Regions from separate parts of the Homo sapiens genome. Here region 1 is linked to region 2. Evidence: chromatin contacts called from ENCODE Hi-C or POLR2A ChIA-PET data. All regions are on one chromosome and are shown on one strand. The core of a region is the stretch at or near the end of the contact, and the rest is flanking DNA. Distances in the headings are between cores, read along the strand shown.

Region 1 (7,030 bases), core at 1-2,500, 130 kb before region 2:
TTCCATGCCAGAATGGGAGGTTTGAACAGATGACTTGGAAGGTCCCTTTCAACCCTGGGAGTCTATAAAAGGGAAGTGGTTATTACCGCTTAAAAGAAGAAGTAGGCTTAGTCCTACTTCCAGAGAGCCAATGTTTTCATAGTTACAGAAAGGTAAATAGACTGTCAGCTCAATATGACACTGGTAAGAATTTTCTAACAATTACGGCTATCCAACAGAAGAAAGGCTGTCTCAGAAGGTGGTTAGCTCTGAAACAACTGGTATTTAAGGGCTGGAAGGACCCTTAGGTATCTTTAGGTCTTCCTAATCTTTTTCATGCCATTGCCTATACAGAAAATGGTATTTCTATAACACAAATAAAAAAATTATACAGCAATTTTTGACACATCAATGTCTCAAGGCATACTTGTCACACGTTCTCAGGGCTTTGGCTGGGAAAACTGATTTAGTCTAACATCCTCGTTTGCAGAGGGGGAAACTGAATCTTAACGAGGGAATGCAATATTCCCAAGTCAAGACGTTAATGTTAATACTGGAACTAGAAGAATTGAGACTAGCGACTGTGGACAACTAGCCAGTTTCCTCTGCTCAAATTAAGCAAGCTGGAGGCCAGACTGAAAGACTGCAGTAGATGGTAGAATAAACAGTCTAAAGCTATATTGCTTTAAATGTGGTCTCAAGACCACCGACATTAGAACTTGTTAAATTCTGGGGAACTCGCTAAAATGAAGATTAATGGGCCCCACATAGACACACGGAATTAAGCTCTGCGGTAAGGCCTTGGAATCTGCATTTTTAGGTTTGCGAATCCCCGCCTCTCCCGTTACTATTTCTGAACTCCGAGCTCCAGCCCTGGCTTGAACTGAGACGCTCCGCTGGGCGCGCAGCAGCCGCCGATCGGACCTCGGGGTCCTGGATGCAGGACTGTCTGTTACGTACAGCCCTTGTGACCGTCACGGGCGGACACCGGCCAACGCCGGGTTGGGGTGAGGCCGCCGCCGCGGTCCCTCCATCACCCTCCTGGCCCGGCAGAGGAACCCACTGCTCCGGGCGGCCGGGGACAGAGGTGGCTCAACAGCGCCGCCTCGAAGCCAGAGCCCTCCGCAGGCTAGAGGATTGCGGTTTCCCTTCATCTCCGCGGCTCTTATTCCTCCCCCGCAAGGCCGCCCACCGGGGTACGCTCTCCCGCGCCTGCGCCAATTCCGCCCCGCCCCGCCCCCATCTACCGACCGGATGTTAGCAGATTTCCCATAGTGCCTCGCTAGTGGCGGGCATGATAACACACGCCGGAGGGTCGCACGCGGGTTCCAGTTGTGATTGCTGGAGTTGTGTATTGCCAGGAGGCTCTCCGAGATTGGGGTCGGGTCACTGCCTCATCCACCGGAGCGATGGCGTTTCTCCGAAGCATGTGGGGCGTGCTGAGTGCCCTGGGAAGGTCTGGAGCAGAGCTGTGCACCGGCTGTGGAAGTCGACTGCGCTCCCCCTTCAGGTAGGCCCGCTTGCCTGTGCCCTAGGGGCAGCAGGGCCCAGGACGTCCCGGGGTTGGAATGTAGACCCTATCCTTCACTTTCTGCCCCTCCTAGGAGTTCAGAGTCACCCTGGTTCTTTGATTCAGACCGCGACCTTGCCAAGGGGACGGTGGCCTTGAGACCAGGCCTTTATTTACTCTCTTAATACGCCGTACCTTCTTGCTACCCTCCACTCGCTTCTCCCATCCCTCCTCACTGTCCAGCTTTGGATCCTTTCCGCCTCCTCTGCGAATTCGCGCCGAGTCTCCGGCCATCATCTAGGCATTGAGGAGGCGGGGCCCAGGAGCTGGAGTATAGACGCTTTCCTTCACTCCCTGCCCTTCCTAGGAGGTAAGGGCTTTGAGACTTCAGTCCTGCAGACGCTCCCCTCCGTTTAGGACAGGGTTTTAATAAGTCTCTAGCATTCTTGTTGAAGGCGTTGGATACATAGTATCTTGATGACATTTCTTATTTGGGATCTGTGTTCATATACATGTGAATATTGACAGTTAAACATCTGACACTGGTTATTTTCTTTTTGTTTATATGTAGTTTTGTGTATTTACCGAGGTGGTTTTCATCTGTCTTGGCAAGTTGTCCAAAGAAACCTGTAAGTTCTTACCTTCGATTTTCTAAAGAACAACTACCCATATTTAAAGCTCAGAACCCAGGTAAGGAGTTTTGGGGCATATACCCTTTTCTCATGTAATAAAAATGCCATTAAGCAGTTAAATACCAATGTTGAATTGCAGTGCTAAAGCATTCAGTGACTGCAGGAACAATCATTTGATGTCTGTAAAATAGGAAGTTCTATTTTATACCAAATGGAAATGCTTTAAATATAAATGAGAACTAGTAAATGGTATTTTAAAAATAACGTATAGTGTAGAAAGCACCCTAGGAAGAGGATAAAAAAGCTGAATTTGGGGCCTTGTTGCCTTTGGTCTAGAGGACCACTGATGAATTATTTTCTCTTGCCTAGCTCCTCCTTTTTCTGGCTCAGGGAATTGTTAATAAAGTTGCAACTTCTGTGGAAGCATCCATAAACTGTAAGTTCTGTAGAACTGTAAAGTTCTATGCAATTTACTGCTAATTTCAAGAGCTTTCAAGATAAGAAAGGATAAACCTTTTCATCATAGGAGTTCAGAGCCACTCTGGTTCTTTGATTCAGACCTCGACCTTGCCAAGGGGATGGTGGGTTGTAAAGGATAAATCCTTTCTTGTCTTGGGTTCCTAAAAAAAAAACATTTCCAGGTAGGATGTTTGTTGACTCTCTAGAAAGCCTCTCGGCGAGAATAAAAAATGCTCACATCAGGCTGGGTGAGGTGGTTCACACCTGTAATCCCAGCACTTCGGGAGGTCGAGATGGGTGGATTGCTTGAGCCCAGGAGTTCGAGAACAGCCTGGGAAACATGGAAATCCTGTCTCTACCAAAAATACAAAAATGAGGTGGGCATGGGGGCGCAGTGCCTGTAGTCCCAGCTACTTGGGAGGCTGTGGTGAGAGGATCACTGGATCCCAGGAAGTTGAGGCTGCAGTGAGCCATGACTGCTCCACTGCACTCCAGCCTGGGTGACAGAGCGAGACCCTGTCTCAAAAAACAATAATAATTTTAAAAAAAAGCTCACATTATAGGTAAGGAGTTAGTTTCAGAGACATGCTTAAGTACCCACATCTTTTAAATGTAAGAGTTAGTACTAACAGGTATTTTTAAAAATCAATTAATTGCACGCCATCATTCCGGTTAAGATGAAGAAGGAAGTGGAGAATAACAGATTGAATTTCGAATAGCTTGTTTCCAAATGATATTTCTGTTATTGAAATACGAGGCTGTGTTATATGGATCGAGAATGTATTTTGTTGTTAGCTTTTATAAATTTAGGAATTCCTCAAAGACTTGAAAAAGTGTTTTGCTTGAAATATGGAAGGGAAGTAAAAAACTTGAAGCAATTGATCATCCAGCTTCTTAAACTAGTAATCAGCCTGGTGTGGTGGCTCGCGCCTGTAATCCCAGCACTTTGGGAGACTGAGGCAGATGGATTGCTTGAACTCAGGAGTTTGAGGCCAGCCTGGGCAGCATAGCGAAACCCCGTCTCTACAAAAAATACTAACATTAGCTGGACATGATGGCGCCTACCTGTAGTCCCAGCTACTCGGGAGGCTGAGGCAGGAGAATCACTTGAGCACAGGAGGTGGAGGTTGCATTAGGCCAAGATTGTACCACCGCACTGCAGCCTGGGTGATGGCCTGGGTGACGGACCCTGTCTCAAAAAAAAAAAAAAATCCTAGTAATCAAACTGTTGACTGTTTCTGGTGGTATATGGTATACTCCTTAGTTGTTAGATAATAGACTTTTGATAATGTTGGATAAATTACTTACGTTTAAATTAGTTGGATAAAGGAAAGTTAAATCATTATATTAAGTTATGTGTGGTATGGATTGTGCTTTCCTGGATATCTTTAGAAATTAATCCTGAGAGGTAAAATTGTGGCATCTTTTTTCTTTTTATTTCATTCCATAGATGCAAAAACTACAGAACTAATTAGAAGAATTGCCCAGCGTTGGAGGGAACTTCCTGATTCAAAGAAAAAAGTAAGCACATAAGTTTTCAACATTGCTGACCAGTTATTCTGCAGTTAGGAGCAATTGTCATGTCCTTTAAAGGACCAGATGGATCAGACTTTTTAAAAAATAATCTGTTATCTACAAAGAAACTTTATGTCTTCTCATCTGCATAAATAATGAGAATATGGATGTATGGGGTGGAGGTGAAGAAGTGGCAGTAGTTTGAAAATGGAAGCTGATTACTAAACTCTCACCTTGATTAGTATATATAAGGAAAATGTATGTTTTAATCCATATACATCTCATCCCAGAGCACATTTTCCACCTGGTGATAAAATCTGTCTGTCTGAAGTCATGCAGTTGCCTTTCCCTGGCATGTGCTATGTTGAATTTGCCAGCAATGGTTTGTTGACTTACTTGGGTTTTTTATTTATAGATATATCAAGATGCTTATAGGGCGGAGTGGCAGGTATATAAAGAAGAGATAAGCAGATTTAAAGAACAGCTAACTCCAAGTCAGATTATGTCTTTGGAAAAAGAAATCATGGACAAACATTTAAAAAGGAAAGCTATGACAAAAAAAAAAGTGAGTATCATTGAAATACTTTTTTCTTATGGTAAAGAATTGAGATTTATATAACTATGAATATAGGTAGTTTTCTCTTAATAGGCAAATAAAATATGGTAGAATGTCATCAAGTATTCTTCAGTTAGGCAGAAGTGGGATAGTTCTCTTATGAAAAGTGAGATAGCCACTAGGACCACTTGCCATTGAGTCTGTTTGGAAATCCTTGTTGCTACTTGCAGATGTATCCACATTTAAGGTGTACAGTTCGTAGAACAGTAATGGAAACTACAGGAACAGAGTTATGAAACAGTCAAACCAGGAGTATCAAGAATCTTTGCTTCTGAGTCTTCTTTAGAATAACGTATTAATTTGAATTATTCTATAGATTATGGTGAGTTTGATATGGAATATTGCTGAGTAGACTGCATTAATTCATTAACACATCGGAAAAATGCCAATTTATCTAATCAATTAAGTGCCTTTAGGATGGAATTCTTTTTTTTTCTTCAAAGAAATAACTATTAAAAACCTCACATGGTTCAAAATTTGTAGTTCCCAGCTTAATGTATTAATTCACATAAATGTCATCATTTGAAAGTTATACATTTTTTTCATAGAGCCAGTATTAGTTTTGAGGTGGTCAGTTTGCTAGTCGTGTACCTACACTATTACAAATGATCATCAGAGTTAAAACTATTTCTTTGAAAGACTAGATTACAGCCTTGAATGTGGGATGCCAATACGTCTTTCCCTGACCCTAATGTTTTAAGCTGTCCTAGCACTAGGGTTGAGGACCCGCCCAGTTTCGAGACCATGATGCCGCTACTTTAGGGTGGCTGATCTAATCAGTAAAAGGGAGCCAGAAAGATACTAAGAGTGAAAAATAGAGTGTCTACATAAGGATGGTGTTTGGAAGAGTGATTACTAAAGTATATCCTCCCTCTTTCATTCTCCCTTCCTCCTTAATGCACCCAGCCCACTGTGCTAAGAGTAGAGAGGACCAGAAGCATGAATTGGACATTTATAAAGTTTCCCTTGTCATTCTCTCTTTCTTTTGTAATTGTTCTTGACTCCCAGTACCAACTAGTTCAGAGATCAAGTGAGAAGTGTGAGGACTAGGAAGTTACAAGTAAAACCCTCAGGAGAGAAATCCCTAGTGATAGCTCTAGAAACAAAGAGGGAAATAGTTAAGTTGTAAAGTGCTTGGAGTCTATAGTAGTTTCAATACTCAGTGACTGAGAGATTCAGGAAGAAGAAACTAAATCAGAGGAGCCCTACTTACAGTTATGAATAAAAGTTGAATTTGTTACTGATTATAGCCAAATTGCTATTAAGAGCCACAGAATTTTGTAAATTACAGGTACTACTTACTATCCAAATTCAGAAACTTAAGTATAATAATGCAATATCACTCCCTGAACTCAGAAATTAAACTGATAGTAAGGGATACTTGTATTCTTTTCCACAGTTTCTTCCCTTTTGGTAACTAGTAAAATGAATTTAACACAACTATGGAGCTTTAAAGGTGGAGACATTCAGGGAATGGAGTGAGATGAAAGATTATTAAACAAATAGTCCATTGTTCTTGGGTTGTGGTGGAAGCATGCAGTGATTTGGTCAAGGGGACAGTAGTATCTTACAAGGATGAACCTAAGGTTGTTTTATCTTTTAAAAAGGTTTTGTACATATATATTCAGTTATTTAGTTCATGGAGACTATGAGAATAATAGGTAAAGGAAATGGTTTTGTATGGAAAATAACTGGTGAAATCTAACATAATTTTCATAACAGTGCTGTCAAAAAAATTCTGACCGCAAGATGTAATAATCACACTATATAAGAATCATAACATTCACTTTAAGGAATAATCTGTAATGCGTAGTAGTGAATAAAGTTTCTGTAGGTAAAATTAAGTCTCATGGAGGTTAACACTATTTTTGACCCTCCAATTTTTTTAATTCAGGAGTTAACACTGCTTGGAAAACCAAAAAGACCTCGTTCAGCTTATAACGTTTATGTAGCTGAAAGATTCCAAGAAGCTAAGGGTGATTCACCGCAGGTAAAGCTGAAATATATTTTTGTTTAATTTTTAAAATATTTAGACAGGAAAAGTCTAGAGTGCCATGTGTCAGGTAGTGAAGAAAAGTAGTGAATATCCAGACAGTAAACTCTTTTGCTAAGGCCCTCTTTAAAGAAAAATCTTTTTTCTTACCATATACAATCAATTTAGGTATGTAGTTGCCAACACATACATACATACATTGCCAACTTTTTAAATTTAAATACTTAACATTTTTTTTAATATGTAGGGATATTAAAGTTCTTCTGGAGGCTTTTCTGTTCCAGCAGTTCTTAACTGTTTTACGATCACTAGAAAGAATGAGAGTA
Region 2 (6,748 bases), core at 1,968-4,467:
TTTCCAAAGAGTTGTTGTTACTTCTCATTTCATTAGCTATACCCAGTCCTCAACCACTCCATTATGGCTTTCTTGCCAAGGTCTCAGCAATCTCATAAAAAAAATGTTGACTTCCCTTAGTAAACAAAGATGATCACACTTTCCTTTTTGTAATAGTCTTTTTCTGAGTTTACATGACACAGCTTTGTTTCTTCATTCTTCTTTCACTGCTGCTTCTATATCCTTTCACATTACACTGTCCTCTACTTGACCACTGTCAGAATTTTAAAAAGTCACATTCCTTGGTTCCCTTTTCTTCTAAGTCTCTTCTTTTTCCCTAGACAGTCTGACCCAGGTAGATGGCTAGAATTGTTACCTATAAACAAGTAACACATTTTAATCTCTAGCCAAGATTCCTTTACTGAATTCCAGACCTATTCAATTGCTAACACAACATCTCTTCTTGGAGATCTCAACATCATTTCAAACTCAAAATGCCGAATTCAACTTCATGAACTTTCTTCCATTGTGATTTTCTTTCAATATTCCCAGTTTCAGTTAATGACACCTATCTCTCTCTTATTATGTTAGCCAGAACCCTGGAGATATTCTCAACATTTCTCTTCCCATCACACTATTTCTAATTCATCACCAATCTACTTGGTGATACTTACTGTTTAAATATTTCTCAAATCCTCTCATGTCTCTCATCTTCACCACCTATGTAAGCTAGCAGCATTTATTATCTAAACTTCCCATATAGTCTCTTAATTGGTCCAACTGCTTCTATCTATCCTTGTCCCTCAGTCTGTTCTCCACACTAGAGCCATAGTCAACTTTTGAAAATGCAAATCTAAGCACATCTTTCTTTACTTACAGCCTCTATATGATTTCCTTTTATTCTAAGGATAAAGACAAAAACTCCTTAATTTGACCTATGCTGCTTACATATGCCCCCTCTTACTTATAACTCCTGCCCCAGTGAGTCCTAATTCCTTGTTTCCTTGTACCAGCTACGCTGGCCTTCTTTTAGTTCATCCAATGGGGGAATGCATACTGCCCCCTTCTGCTACAGTGTCTTTACTTGTGCTAATCTTATTGAGAGCCAATATAACTTATTGGCTAAGCATAAAGCACCTGAAGCCTAATTTTCAAGAGACTGCCTGGGTTCAAATTCTTATTCTTCAACTTAGTCGTGCAACCTTGAGCAAGTCATTTTACCTTTTGTGCCTCAGTTTCCTCAACTCTAAAATGAGGATAATTGTAGTATCTACCTTCAGGGATGTTACTATGATCAGATGATCATTTGCAGGGATGGCTCTTCCTTCCCTTGCCTAGTTAACTTCTCTTCCAACGTCTGTTCTGAGTTAGAGTCACTGTTTCGAGAAGCCTTCACTGACCTCTCTGACTGAATCCAATTACTCTATCATAGGTTTTCTCATATCTTGAGTCTCTTGTTTGTAATGCTTACTGCGGGCATGATTTTATATTTGTGATTTATTTTTTGGTCAGTATTCCTTCTCATTAGAATTTCAGCTCCAGGAGGGAGTACAGGGATGTGTCTGTCTTTGCTTACTATTCCTTGGGCTTAACAGTGCCAAGTACATAGTAGGGTCCCAATAAATATTTGTTGATAGAAAAACACAGTAAATGTCCCTGATGGAAAACAGTGGGAATGCTCCTACATAAACCCTTTGGGTGCTGAAACTAGTGCCTTGGATAGAAATTAACAGTAATTAACAAGTTTATAAAAGGAACACATGGTGGTGAATCAGAGCAGTTAAGTGTGCAGATGCTCTCAGTTCTTCAGGAGGTGACTCTGGGCAGGAGGGGTCTCCGCTCAAAAAGGTAAGACTTTATATAAAGACCCACAGACCTGGGTCTGATTAATTGGCTGTATTATCTGCTGCTGGACAACCTTAGTCAAGTTACTTTATTTCCCACGGTCTCAGTTTCCTCATCTGTACCCATCACAGGGTCAATTCCTGTTAACTAGGCAGCTGAACCTGAAATAATTTTGATTTACCTTCAGCATATTCCATGATTATCCAGAGGCCTGTGCCAGTGATATGGCTCTTCCTACATGTGAGCCAGGCAGCCTCCTTCTGTGGCGCAGTGACAAACTGCTATCCCCATCATTCCTCCCCGCAAGTCTTTGTACTTTGGGTCATAAAATAATAGGCTATGAATCTGTGTGAACTGGGAAAACAGAGTTCCAAGGGCACACCCAGTACGAGCGAGTCTCCTCTTCCCCCGCGCTTCATATCCAAGCTTGACAGAGGCCGTGGGTGGGCTGGCCCTCGGCAGTGAGGCTCAGAGGTTACTGGCCGTCATCTGTCAGAGACTGACCTTGAAAACAGAGAAAAGCCCTCAGTCCCTGACAAGACAGCCCTGCCCACGTGCCAGCTGGATCCAGCTCGCCAACACAGCGATCTCCGAGCCCCTTTTCTACTTAAAAAAAAAAAAAAGTCTGCTGAGTCCATTCCTTGAGAATCACAGAGAAAACAATTCCTTCCTTACTCCATTCAAGAAAAAAAAAAATTCCCTTTCTCAGAATAAAAAGAGTAAGCCTCTTGTCCACCTCTCGTGCAGCGGGCCACTTTGCTGGGAGGAGACGAGGTGTCTGGGTTTGAGCCCTTCCTGGAGGTATGAACTACATGCGAGCCACGTCCATGGCGATGCCTGCGAAAGACGGGCATGATTTCTTCTCCAAGCCTTCTTTTTCCTCTTCCTCACGTTCGAGCTTGTGGAACCAACTGGGGCTGTGAGTTTCAGGGTGTAGGGTATGTATGTAAACAGCGGAATTGTGTATGCGCTTAGTGTGCGTTCAGGACTCTGCTGTGCTTGAACTTGGCGTGTTTGTGTTTGTGTGTTTGGAGGATTATGAGAGCATGTAGGGGGAAGAGATTTGTATGTGTAAGTGCAGAAAAGTAGTAGTGTGTGTGATGTGTGTGTGTAGACAGGAATTACGTGGATACTCCATGTGCGTTCAGGAGTGTGTGTGTTTGAGGAGCTATGAAAGTGCATGTATGGAAAGGATTTATACGTGTAAGTGCAGAAAGTGGCAGTGTGTACGTGGTGTGTGTGTGCGCGCGCGAGTGTGTGAGCGCCAGGGGCCGCCCGCCCGCCGCGGCTCCCCGTGGGCTGGCCGGGCCAATGAGCGCGCGGCTGTAGGGGCGGCGGGCGGGGAGGGGGCGCCGAGCCCTGCGGATGGAGGCGCGGGCAGCGCGGCGCGCTCATTCCGCGCGGGCGTTGCTGGCGGGGGGCGGCGCAGCCACTGGACCCGGACCGGGGCCGCGACCCGGGGTGGCGGGTGGCGTGGGCGGCGCCCGGGGCTGGGATGCGCCGGGGGCTCAGTGGCGGCGGCGGCGTTGGCGGTGGCGTCGGCGGCTGCAGGGGGACGAGCTAGCGCCGCGGCGCTGGGAGCCAGTTGAGCCCGGCCGGCGAGCGGAGGCGGCAGCGCAGGCAGAGCGGCGGCGGCAGCGGGAGCCCGAGCGCTGCGCGCCCACCATGGCCGCCCAGGGAGAGCCCGGCTACCTGGCGGCGCAGTCGGACCCCGGCTCCAACAGCGAGCGCAGCACCGACTCCCCAGTGCCCGGCTCCGAGGACGACTTGGTCGCCGGGGCGACCCTGCACAGCCCGGAGTGGAGCGAGGAGCGCTTCCGCGTGGACAGGAAGAAACTTGAGGCCATGTTACAAGGTAGGCATCCCTCGTGTTCTCGGACTCTCCGACTGAGCCTCTAACTCCTTTTCGGACATCCCCACCGCGCGCTCCGGCGCCCGCTACTCCAGCCTACGGCCGGCCGGTTTAGCTCCAGGCCCGCTCCCCCGCGGAGCCGGAGGACACCCAGGGACTGGAGACTTCGCGGGACTCCCCACCCTTCCACGCCTCTCAGATTTCCAGGCGCTGGGGGCCCTGTGCGAACTTGACTGGCTTCAGAAAAGCCGAAGGCCGAGTTTGTACTGGCGCGCCCAAGTTGCGTTCTGGACTTTGGAGATGCCAACTTTAGCCCGGACACCTGGGCTGTGCCATCCGGACCACTCGGGCCGCACAGAGTATGCGTGACCCTCCCCATTCCCTGGCAGCCTCGAGTTCTGTCTCTCTCCGTCTGTTTCACTCTCTCCCCTTGTCAGTATCCACTTCCTCCAGCTGAGGGGCCTTGTCTCACTATTGGGAAACGCTCTGCAGATGTCAAGGCTTAAGACAGGAGCTCCCGCCCCCACCCCTGTGGTCAAGGAGGGCCAGGATCGGGGTGAGCAGCCAAAGCGAGGGGGGAGTGTGGAGGCAGTGCTGCTGTGTTTGAGGACAGTGTTCATCTCTTGACAGGCTTATAAAACACATCTTGAGTTACATTCAGTCCATAAAAATCTTCCTATGCTATGGGTGTCTGACTTTGTCTTTCACAACTTAGAATTATTTTTAACTCTTTAATTTCTTTGGGACTTTCCCAGGTAGAAAATCTTCAACCATACTGGACCGAAAACAGATTCTGATTTATAATACGAGTGTTGGAGTGAACGTCAAAACGTCCAAGGTCATTTTGACCTTTCTTAAAACAGATAATTACTAGCCTACCTGTAGCCACCGATGTGGCTCATTTCCCACATCCAAAGAGAGAAATGAGTTAGTTTGAATGACTGTTATTCTTAAAATACGTGTACGGGACCAGGCGTTAGTCTCACTTAGGGCGCTGGTGAAGATTCATTCAGTAGCTAGTGTTCTTTTATCATGGAGGAGTTTGGAGTTTTTCAAACGTTATTTGTGGCTTTATGCATAACTTACTTTGACTTTATCAGTCAATGCATCGCAGTATGGGAATGATTTAGCCCTCTGTGGAAATGCAGTGGCTTTTTAGAACAATTAAGCAGGTTATTTTAAGAGAGAACAACATGTTTTCCAAAACAATAACTTGGTGGAAACAAATAGCAAGAGTGTTTGGCAGACGTTTTTTGGATGTGCTACAGGCTTTCCTCCCTTGTTGCTTATTTTTATTGACAAACATCCCTAATGTGTGTCATGTCTTTCTCTGTCTCTCCCCTTCCCTCTCTTTTTTTCTCAAATTATGTAACTTTTGAGGACAGTTACTTCTGTGATAAACTCTTCAAGTAAGACCGTTATAAGATAGATTTGGAAATTAAAGCCCCAGTTGCATTTCAGTAACTCATTTCAGTTATTTCGTCTGTTCTGTGGTTCTTTTTGCCTAGTTTATGATTATAAAACAAAATATTAAATTTATGTCAGGCATATATTGTGAGATCGTTTGGAATGAACTGATAGTAGCACATACTCATCCTTTTCAACCAGCTTTCAGTTTTCTACATTAGTTTGGAGTGATATGAAAGAATGATCTGTTTCACCTGCGCACAAACAAGTAAGGACAGTGATGTTAGCTTCTGGGAAGTTCAAGTGTATAACCTGAGCTTTAGAAGTGAATTTCCTTTTTTGATTTAATTCATTTTCACTTCGAATAAAATGAAATTTTGAGGAGACTTTTTGAAAATTTGAAGGCTCTTTTGTATTAATAGATGTGATACTACGATCTGAGACGGTTTGAAATTGCTTTGCAGTAATAGTTTCTTTTACAGAAAGTCTTAACATCTCTTGAACAACCGATATACAGTCATGCAGTCCATGCTTAAGGACTACGACTGGGATACCTTGTTAGAAATGTGTCCTTAGGCATTTTCATTGTGCAAACATCATGGAGTGTAGTTACACAAACCTAGGTTGTGTAGCCTGCTACACCTACTACCTAAGCTATATGGTATAGTCTATTGCTCCTAGGCTACAAATAATGTTACTAGGCTACAAGGCGTGTTACTATACCCAATACTGTAGACAGTTGTGGCACAGTGGTATTTGTGTATCTAAATATATCTAAACATTGGAAAGGTAATGTGTTATGTTACTATGGCTATGACATCACTAGGCGATAGGAATTTTTCAGCTTCTTTATAATCTTACGGGACCATTGTAGTGTATGTGGTTAGTTGTTGACCAAAACACAAGTGTGAGCACTGGGATCACTAATACCTGGGTTCAAAACTCTGTAGGATCTCAGGAAAGTTGCTAGGCCTCTCTTTGCCTTCAGTTTGCCCATCTGTAAAATGGAGCTGATACTAGGACCTTTTAGGTTTTGGGAGAATCGAAAGAGATAATGCCTAACAAGCTAACATTTGCCCACAGTGTTTGGTCAATGATAAGAACTTAATGAATATCTGTTGTTATTATTAATAATAAATATTGCATCATGGATTAAAAGGATTTCCAGTGCCTACCACAATGTATGAAATATAGTATATACTTAATAAATAGTTGGGGAACAAAATAATTTTGCAGGTTCATAATTGCAGAAGTAAAATAGAAACTAAAGAAGTAAGTCTATCAAGTCAATAAGCATTCTAATATTGTTAGATATTCTTGGGTGGAAAGCTTTTTATTTGAAAAGTGCCAAGTAAGTAAAGTCTGTATTTGAGTTTTCAATTATTGTGAATTTGGGTGTGCTATTTTTCTATTTACAATTGACTTAAAATAGGTACAGGTTTCCAATTTAAATCAGGATAAATAAGATTATCTGCCTTTAAGTATTCAGAGTGCAAATTGGTGATTATAATGCTTGGAATTTGTTTCCAGAGAGACTGTCCTGGGGGCAAGTTAATCTTTAATGAGTTGTATTTTTATTAGTAGATAAATTCTTCTACGCAATGGACCAAAAATTCAGTGAGGTTAATATATGGGCAATAGGGTAGTAGTCAAATAAATGAAATA

The links. Hi-C counts contacts between places; a loop is a spot of excess contacts on that map. ChIA-PET counts read pairs that join two places held with the same protein, here RNA polymerase II (POLR2A). Pooled maps may share reads with other maps.
Region 1: a loop to region 2 is called in a pooled map, with 2.8 times the contacts of the local background. The contact joins the promoter of TFAM here to the promoter of BICC1 in region 2. A Hi-C loop is called at or near these places in 8 of 50 pooled maps. POLR2A ChIA-PET finds 5 or more read pairs at or near these places in 7 of 52 experiments (MCF 10A, PC-3, T-cell and 3 more).

Annotation. Positions count from the first base shown.
Region 1 is chr10:58,384,160-58,391,189 of GRCh38, forward strand. TFAM (transcription factor A, mitochondrial) reads left to right here and starts at 1,251. Exons shown (of 7, transcript NM_003201.3): 1 at 1,251-1,489; 2 at 2,061-2,179; 3 at 4,031-4,101; 4 at 4,511-4,660; 5 at 6,606-6,701. The coding sequence starts at 1,389. RefSeq lists enhancers at 702-801, 995-1,651 and a silencer at 932-1,311.
Region 2 is chr10:58,509,655-58,516,402 of GRCh38, forward strand. It overlaps BICC1 (BicC family RNA binding protein 1), which reads left to right and starts at 3,218. Exons shown (of 21, transcript NM_001080512.3): 1 at 3,218-3,679. The coding sequence starts at 3,490. It overlaps LOC124902427 (a long non-coding RNA gene), which reads right to left and starts at 2,398. Exons shown (of 2, transcript XR_007062147.1): 1 at 2,006-2,398.